3 separate regions of the Homo sapiens genome follow, and regions 2 and 3 are each linked to region 1. Evidence: chromatin loops called from intact Hi-C (ENCODE). Cell type or tissue: OCI-LY7. All regions are shown on one strand.

Region 1 (2,500 bases):
AGCTCCCACCAGGAGGGGACCACGCAGCAGCCAGCGCCCTGAGGCAGGCAGGGCTGGCCTGTATCTAGGACACAGGCATCCAACCCGCAGGCTTGGTAGAGGCAGGGTAGGCAGCAGGGCCCTGGAGGGACTGAGATCTGGGAGGAGTTAGGAAGGGCCAGAGGCTGAGGATCCTGACCCCAGGGCTTGTGATAGCAGTAGAGGAGAAGCAGTACTGATTCCTGGGGCTGTGTAGCCAACAGCCAAGATAAAGCCAGGAAGTAGAGCTGGGAGCCCCTGACTCCCCGCCCCCCATTCTAGTGACTGAGTCATTCTAGTCATTCTAGTGAACACCCCCCATTCAAACTCTCCTAGTTTGTACTCAGGGCAGCAGTCCCAGTGAGGGTGTGTGGAGTCCAGTGAAGGAGTGTGGAGTCCAGTGAGGGAGCGTGGAGTCCAGTGAGGGTCTGTAGAGTCCAGTGAGAATGTGTGGAGTCCACTGAGGATGTGTGGAGTCCAGTGAAGATGTGTGGAGTCCAGTGAGTAAGGGTGCGTGGAGTCCAGTGAGGGTGCGTGGAGTCCAGTGAGTGAGGGTGCGTGGAGTCCAGTGAGTGAGGGAGCAGGGAGTCCAGTGAGAGAGTGTGGAGTCTGCTGAGGCAGTATGGAGTCCAGTGAGTGAGGGTGCATGGAGTCCAGTGAGGGTGCATGGAGTCCAGTGAGGGTGCATGGAGTCCAGTGAGGGTGCGTGGAGTCCAGTGAGGGTGTGTGTGGCCACAGGGAAGCCCAAGACCGTGGAAGAGTGGACCCCTGCTTCCAGCTTTGGTTCCACGTAAAGGACTCAGTCCTTGGGAGAGGGCATCAGTTGCCCAGAAGGAAGGTCTGGGAAATGACCACTGACTGTCACATCTGACTGGGGTTCCAGCAACAGAGAGGGAGAAAGGTCTTGTTGCGGGAGTCAGGTGGAGGGTGACTGGCGTTGCCTACCTTGGGACCAGGGCCCACTGAAGGGTCTTTCCTGGACAGAATTCAGCGGCACGCTTTACAGTTCCTCTGTGTCCACCAGGGGGCGCCCATTCCTTGATAATCTTTTAACCTGGGCTCCAGTGGGAGGTCATTCGGGGACTTTGGGAGTGGTATCAAGGTGACTCTGGGCCCTGAGGTATATCCTCAGGCAGTGGTTAATTGTGTGCTAGGCTCAGGACTAGGGGTAAGTGTGTTCTGCTAGAACCAGCAAATGCTGTTCCAGGCCAAACCTTTGGTGGGATGAGGCAGCTCAGACAGCAGAGGCAGTAAGCTCTGCTGATATGGGTGTCTCAGGGGGACCCTAGCAAGGCAGCCCTGGGCCCTGGCTCATGCCTCATCCTATTGTTCCCATTTTGCAGAGGAGGGGATTGAAGCCCACAAGGTTCAGTTACTTGCCTCATGCTAACATGCCTGCCGTGTCTGTGTGCGGACCAGGGCACAGCTTCTCCCCTTTCAGGGGCCTTGCGGTAGTGGTCCCGAGCAGGACTGCAGCCTGAGGGAGCTGGGTTAGATCTGCTCTCAGCTCCAAGCGCTACCTGCCCTGTGTGGCCTTCCTTCACGGCCTTCGCCTGCACTCCTGCCTTAGAGACACCCTCCTGGGCGCCGAGCTTGGGAACACTGCAGTACTGAGTCGCCTTGGGCGGCAGAACAGAGAGGAGCCAGCGTTTTGGCTCCAGACCCTCCCTTTCTTCCCTGGATGAGCCAGGATGCAGATACCCAGGCTGTGCAGGGGGTGTGGGGTAGATACAGGTCAGAGGGTCCCTCCTACCAAGGCCTCAACCTGCCCCCGATCCTGGTGGCAGCTGCCTGGGGACATGCTGAACAAGCGGCCTGAGCAGCCCCATGAGAGTGACTAAGCTCCAGCCAGAGAAGGGAAAGGTCCCCCCAGAACTCTGGTGCCTGGTGTGAAACACAAAGGTCGGGGGGGCATGGAATGGGGTGGACACGGTGTCAAGGGGCAGGTAGAGGGAACTGGTCTCTCTTGCTCTCTTCAATGCACACATTTCCCTCCTTCCCAGCATCTCCCCTTAACCCAGGCCAGGCCTCTGCAGACACTTCAGTCTGCTCCTGGGAGTTTTCCTGCAGATACCACTGGATGGCTTCCTCAGGTCCTACCTGGGCAACAGGCCCACTAGCAGTGCCTATACCGGCCCCTGCCCCTGCAGCTCTCATTGGAGGATCCCAGAAGGTTCTAGGTGAGCTCTAATCCTTACCTCCACCTCTGAGGGCACGAGCTGGTGGCACTTCCTCCAGTTGGCTATCCTGACCCACTGCTCACAGCCCGTGTATGAATATCCAAACGGCACAGTAACTTCTCCAACTGTGTTCAAGGGGCAGGGTGGGCCTGCCCAACTAACCTAAGGGACCTGGAGACCAAAGGTTGGATGACTGCCAGGCTGCACCAGTGCCAAACCAAAACCCCGGCATTCTAAGAGGCCGGGGGGTACCACGTGCCACCAGCAGGGGGAGCCACGTCATGGAGCTAAACCTGTGAGGC
Region 2 (2,500 bases), 200 kb after region 1:
AGCTGGAACTCAGGCATCGAAGAGAGGCACCTGCCCCAGCCGAGGGAAGGCTTCCAGGAGGAGGTGATGCGCCCAAGTCCTGGGGAGAAGGGTCTGACTGGCCCCTGAGCTTTGGCCAGGGAAGCAGTTCCACCAAAACTGAATCAGGGGAGGAGGTGGAGAGCCTAAAGGGAATGAGGGATGTCAGGAGGCAGAATGAACACTGGACAGGCACACACAAAAGCAAAGCAACTGAGGTCCACTATCATCACTGCTGGCGCGTGGACTTCCCTGGCCACCCTTCCTGGAACTTGGACTTGGAACCTTCCCTCCAGTCTTTCTCCCTGTTCGTCTCACCTCCTTTAGATGTGTTCAGGCAGGATTTCTTTTATTTGCATTTCAGGAAATTTGAAAAAAGTACAAAAAACCACCAAAAAAAATTACTTCCATTCCCAACACCCAAATTAACTGCTGTTAACATTCTGGCAATTTGATTCCATCATTTTCCTGCATATTACCCCCCTTCAATTTAATGAGTAGGCTGGGCGCGGTGGCTCATGCCTATAATCCCAGCACTTTGGGAGGCTGAGGCAGGCGGATCGCCTGAGGTCAAGAGTTCAAGACCAGCATGGCCGACGTGGCAAAACCCTGTCTCTACTAAAAATACAAAAATTAGCTGTGCGTGGTGGCACGCGCCTGTAATCCCAACTACTCAGGAGGCTGAGACAGGAGAATCACTTGAACCGAGGAGGCAGAGGTTGCAGTAAGCTGAGATCGTGCCACTGCACTCCAGCCTGGGTAACAGAGCAAGATTCCGTCTCAAAAAAAAAAAAAAAATTTAATGAGTAACAGATTATCCCCAATCATTTGCTTTGTAAAACAACACTGCTGGCCAGGCATGGTGGCTCATGCCTGTAATCCCAGCACTTTGGGAGGCCAAGGTGGGCAGATCATCTGAGGTCAGGAGTTCAAGACCAGCCTGGCCAACACGGTGAAACCCCATCTCTACTAAAAATACAAAAAGTTAGCTGGGTGTGGTGGCAGATGCCTGTAATCCCAGCTACTCGGGAGGCTGAAGCAGGAGAATCGCTTGAACCTGGGAGGTGGAGGTTGCAGTGGGCCGAGATCGTGCCATTGCACTCCAGCCTGGGCAACAAGAGGGAAACTCTGTCTCAAAAAACCAAAAAACCAAAAACCAAAACCAAAAACAAAAAAAAAATGGCCTAAAACCATCTAGTGGAAGGTTGATGGTTATCCTGGATGGATCAAGCTGGCAACACTCAAATTGTCTGATCAATTTTAACACCACTGAATGTGGAACAACCAGATCTGAAGTGGTTAAGTGCCCCCTAGAGGGACATTACAGAAGTACACAGCACCAAAAAGAATTCTTGCAAAACAGCTGAACCTGAATCTAACCAAGCCTCTAGTTTACAAAAACACTGATGAAGGAATATGGTAAAGAACCACAAGATTGTCAACCAAGTCCAGATTAGAGACAATTCTACAGGACAACTGACAGTTTCTCCAACAAATAAAAGGCATTTTTAAAGGGGAGGTTCTCGATTATAGGTTTTCAAAAGATTTAACGGCCAGGCGTGGTGGCTCATGCCTGTAATCCCAGCACTTTGGGAGGCTAAGGTGGGAGGATCACTTGGGCCCAGGAGTTTGAGACCAGCCTGGGTAACAGAAGGCAATCTCTTCTCTACAAAAAATGAAAAATAAAGAAACTTGGCGTGGTGTGGTGGTGCACCAGCTACTTGGGAGGCTGAGGTGGGAGGACTGCTTGAGTCCAGGAGGTCGAAGTGAGCCACGATTCAGCCACTGCACAGCCTGGTGACAGAGGGAGACTCCAGCTCAAAATTTTTTTTTAAAAAAGAGACATATCAACTAAATGTAATGTGTAGATATTTTAAAATCCTAATTCAAAACAAACCAACAATTAAAAGACACTTTTTATTTTTGTTTTTTAAAGACAGGGTCTCACTTTGTTACCTAGGTTGGAGCACAGTGGTGGGATCACTGTAGTCTCAACCTCCTGGTGGGCTCAAGTGATCCTCCTGTCTCAGCCTCCTGTGTAGCTGGGACTACTGGCACACACCCAGCTAATTTTTTTTTTTTTTTTTTGGTAGAAATGAGATCTCGCTGTGTTGCCCAGGCTGGTCTCAAACTCCTGGCTTCAAGCAGGAGGATCCCTTGACCCCAGGAGTTCAAGACCAGGCTGGGCAACATGGCAAAAGTCCATCTCTACAGAAACAACAACAACACCCCCCCCAAAAAAAACCCCAAAAATTAACCAATGCATGCCTGTGGTCCCAGCTACTCAGGAGGCTGAGGCGGGAGGATTGCTTGAGCCTGGGAGGTCAAGGCTGCAGTGAGCCATGATGGCACCACTGCACTCCAGCCTGGGTGAGAGCAAGTTCTTGTCTCAAACAACAACAACAACAACAAAAAACTCCCAAAATTTGCAATAAAGATTAACGTATATGTCTCTCCAGCAGTTTGAATGCTCTCTATGTTA
Region 3 (2,500 bases), 150 kb after region 1:
GCCTCAGCCTCCCCAGTAGCTTGGATTACAGGCACCCACCACCACACTTGTCTAATTGTCTAATTTTTGTATTTTTAGTGGAGACAGTTTTCACCCTGTTGGCCAGGCTGGTCTTGAACTCCTGACCTCAAGTGATCTGCCGGCCTTGGACTCCCAAAATGCAGGGATTACAGGCGTGAGCCACAGCCCAGCCGTTGCTTTAAGTTACTCAGTTGTGAGGTGGTTTGTTACATAGTAAGGGCCAACTGATACCAAGCATCTTAGAAGAGACCTGTGACTATCATTGCTTTCTTTTTTTTCTTTTGAGATGGAGTCTTGCTCTATCACCCAGGCTGGAGTGCAGTGGTACGATCTTGGCTCACTGCAACCTCCGTCTCCCAGGTTCAAGTGATTCTCGTGCCTCAGCCTCCCTGAGTAGCTGGGATTACAGGCACCTGCTGCCATGCCTGGCTAATTTTTGTATTTTTAGTACAGATGGGATTTCGCCATGTTGGCCAGGCTGCTTTCGAACTTCTGACCTCAGGTGATCCTCCCACCTGGGCCTCCCAAAGTGCTGGGATTACAGGTGTGAGCCACCGCACCCAGCCGACTATCACTGCTTTCTATGAATGGTTTTCTCTGGCTGCTCCCATCTGCACCAAGTTAACCTTTTCAGTATTATAAAGAAACATTCTTGGATGGGCGTGGTGGCTCACACCTATAATCCCAGCACTTTGGGAGGCTGAGGCAGGCAGATCACCCGACATCGGGAGTTCGAGACCAGCCTGGACAACGTGGTGAAACCCCATCTCTACTGAAAATACAAAAATTAGCTGGGTGTGGTAGCATGCACTTGTAGTCCCAGCTACTCGGGAGGCTGAGGCAGGAGAATCTCTTGAACCGGGGAGGCGAAGGTTGCAGTGAGCCAAGATCGTGTCATTGCCCTCCAGCCTAGGAAACGAGCAAAACTACGTCTCCAAAAAAAAAAGAAAGAAACATTCGTCGTTGCCACCAGTCTTGCTATTAAAGTTTCCTAGCATTTTAAAGACATCAGCATAATGAGTATCAGGTGAAAAGTCTTAAAATTAATACCCCACAAAAATAGGATGTGAGCTTTATTAGGCCAACTCCTGAAATTACCCATATGGATTGTCTCAGAGGAAATTCAAAACATGTTTTAAATTATGGAATGTGTTTAACATGTAAAAACTGGTCTTGCTTGAATACTCTTGAATATCCCACTGGAAGGAGCTGGTGGAACACTCAGGTTTTACTTGCAAAAAATTTTCCTGAAAGAAATGGCATCATCTTCTGAAAACCAAACTGATAAGACTGTCTTGGTAGGGTTGGGCAGGGGCAAGAGAGTGGGGGTGGGTGGGAGGAGCCCTGGATATGGGGAGAAACCCAGATGTCCTCCCCAGCCAGATCCAGCTCTCTGCTGCCTCCAAGTGCTGGTTCGATGGCATCTCAGGAGAGCGCAGCCTGTGATTCTATGGGATGGCTGATCCCTCAGACTTGAGTCTGAACCCCAGACCCCAAGTGGCAAGGTGAATAGGAGGTCTGTGCTCTGTACCTCACTCCCACCCTTACCCCAAAAGCTGCCCATTCACTGTCATGCCACAAGGTGTCCGGTGACAGGAGATCAGGAATCATTAGCAACCACTGCCTCTTCCAGAGCAATTTAATTTTGGGGTCCGGTTAGCATTGTATTCAATACACAGAAGGTCATCCAAACCCCCCACTAAGTGTGAGTTCCATCTGCAGTAATTATATAACAGTTGAATTGCACTGAAATTGAACTTTTTGTTTTTGTTTTGTTTTGGTGGTCAAATACACATAAAACGTACCATTTTAAAGTGCAGAATTCAGTGGTATTAAGACCATTCACAATATTGTGCGACCATCACCACTACTTAGTCCCAGAGCTTTTTCATCACCGGATGGCAACCCATACCCATTAAGCAGCCACTGTATTTGACTTTTGACATAAGGTTACAATTCCTAGACACTTAAACATCTATTAACTTTGAAATGGCATTTTAATTTTTATATTTGGAGTCAATTAATTTTTTTTTATATGGAGATTCACTCTTGTTGCCCAGGCTGGAGTGCAGTGGTTCGATATCAGCTCATTGCAACCTCCACCTCCTGGGTTCAGTGATTCTCCCGCCTCAGCCTCCCGAGCAGCTGAGATTACAAGCACATGCCACCACATCCTGCTAATTTTTGTATTTTTAGTAGAGATGGGGTTTCACCATGTTGGCCAGGCTGGCCTTGAACTCCTGACCTCAGGTGATCCACCTGCCTCGGCCTCCCAAAGTGCTGGGATTACAGGTGTGAGCCACTGCACCCGGCCAAGAGTCAATTAATTTTTTAAAAGTCACACACATTTTCACAGGACCTTCAAAGCTGTAGGCTTAGGTCTATGCCTGGAGGGTCTGGGTCGGAGGAGGCCAGAAGAGCCCCTCTCTACTCCCACCTCCCCATCCCACCATGGGCTTCTGGGACTTGGGCCCTACTG

What was found. Hi-C counts contacts between places; a loop is a spot of excess contacts. Peaks named below come from ENCODE experiments on the same cell type or tissue, not always from the same donor. Only the 100,000 strongest peaks of a DNase experiment are listed, where the experiment ranks them.
Region 2: it touches region 1 in a loop (2.0-fold over the local background); 22 of 110 quality-filtered maps call a loop at or near these places.
Region 3: a loop joins it to region 1, with 3 times the contacts of the local background. A loop is called at or near these places in 17 of 110 quality-filtered maps.

Annotation. Positions count from the first base shown.
Region 1 is chr2:231,713,960-231,716,459 of GRCh38, reverse strand. No RefSeq gene overlaps it. Among named protein-coding and RNA genes, the nearest start is that of MIR1244-1, 1.9 kb to the right of the region's middle. RefSeq lists enhancers at 107-401, 929-1,168, 730-1,259, 1,260-1,789, 1,799-1,958 and a silencer at 1,447-1,741. In OCI-LY7, CTCF peaks have their summits at 835, 1,048 (motif pointing right), 2,226 and 2,449 (motif pointing right); DNase peaks (open chromatin) are centred at 1,059, 1,659 and 2,489; H3K27ac peaks cover 2,358 bases.
Region 2 is chr2:231,516,530-231,519,029 of GRCh38, reverse strand. It overlaps a transcript of NMUR1 not described here. Among named protein-coding and RNA genes, the nearest start is that of LINC00471, 3.4 kb to the right of the region's middle. In OCI-LY7, a CTCF peak has its summit at 1,331 (motif pointing left); a DNase peak (open chromatin) is centred at 1,319.
Region 3 is chr2:231,562,490-231,564,989 of GRCh38, reverse strand. No RefSeq gene overlaps it. Among named protein-coding and RNA genes, the nearest start is that of TEX44, 29 kb to the left of the region's middle. In OCI-LY7, CTCF peaks have their summits at 1,244 and 1,449; a DNase peak (open chromatin) is centred at 1,419.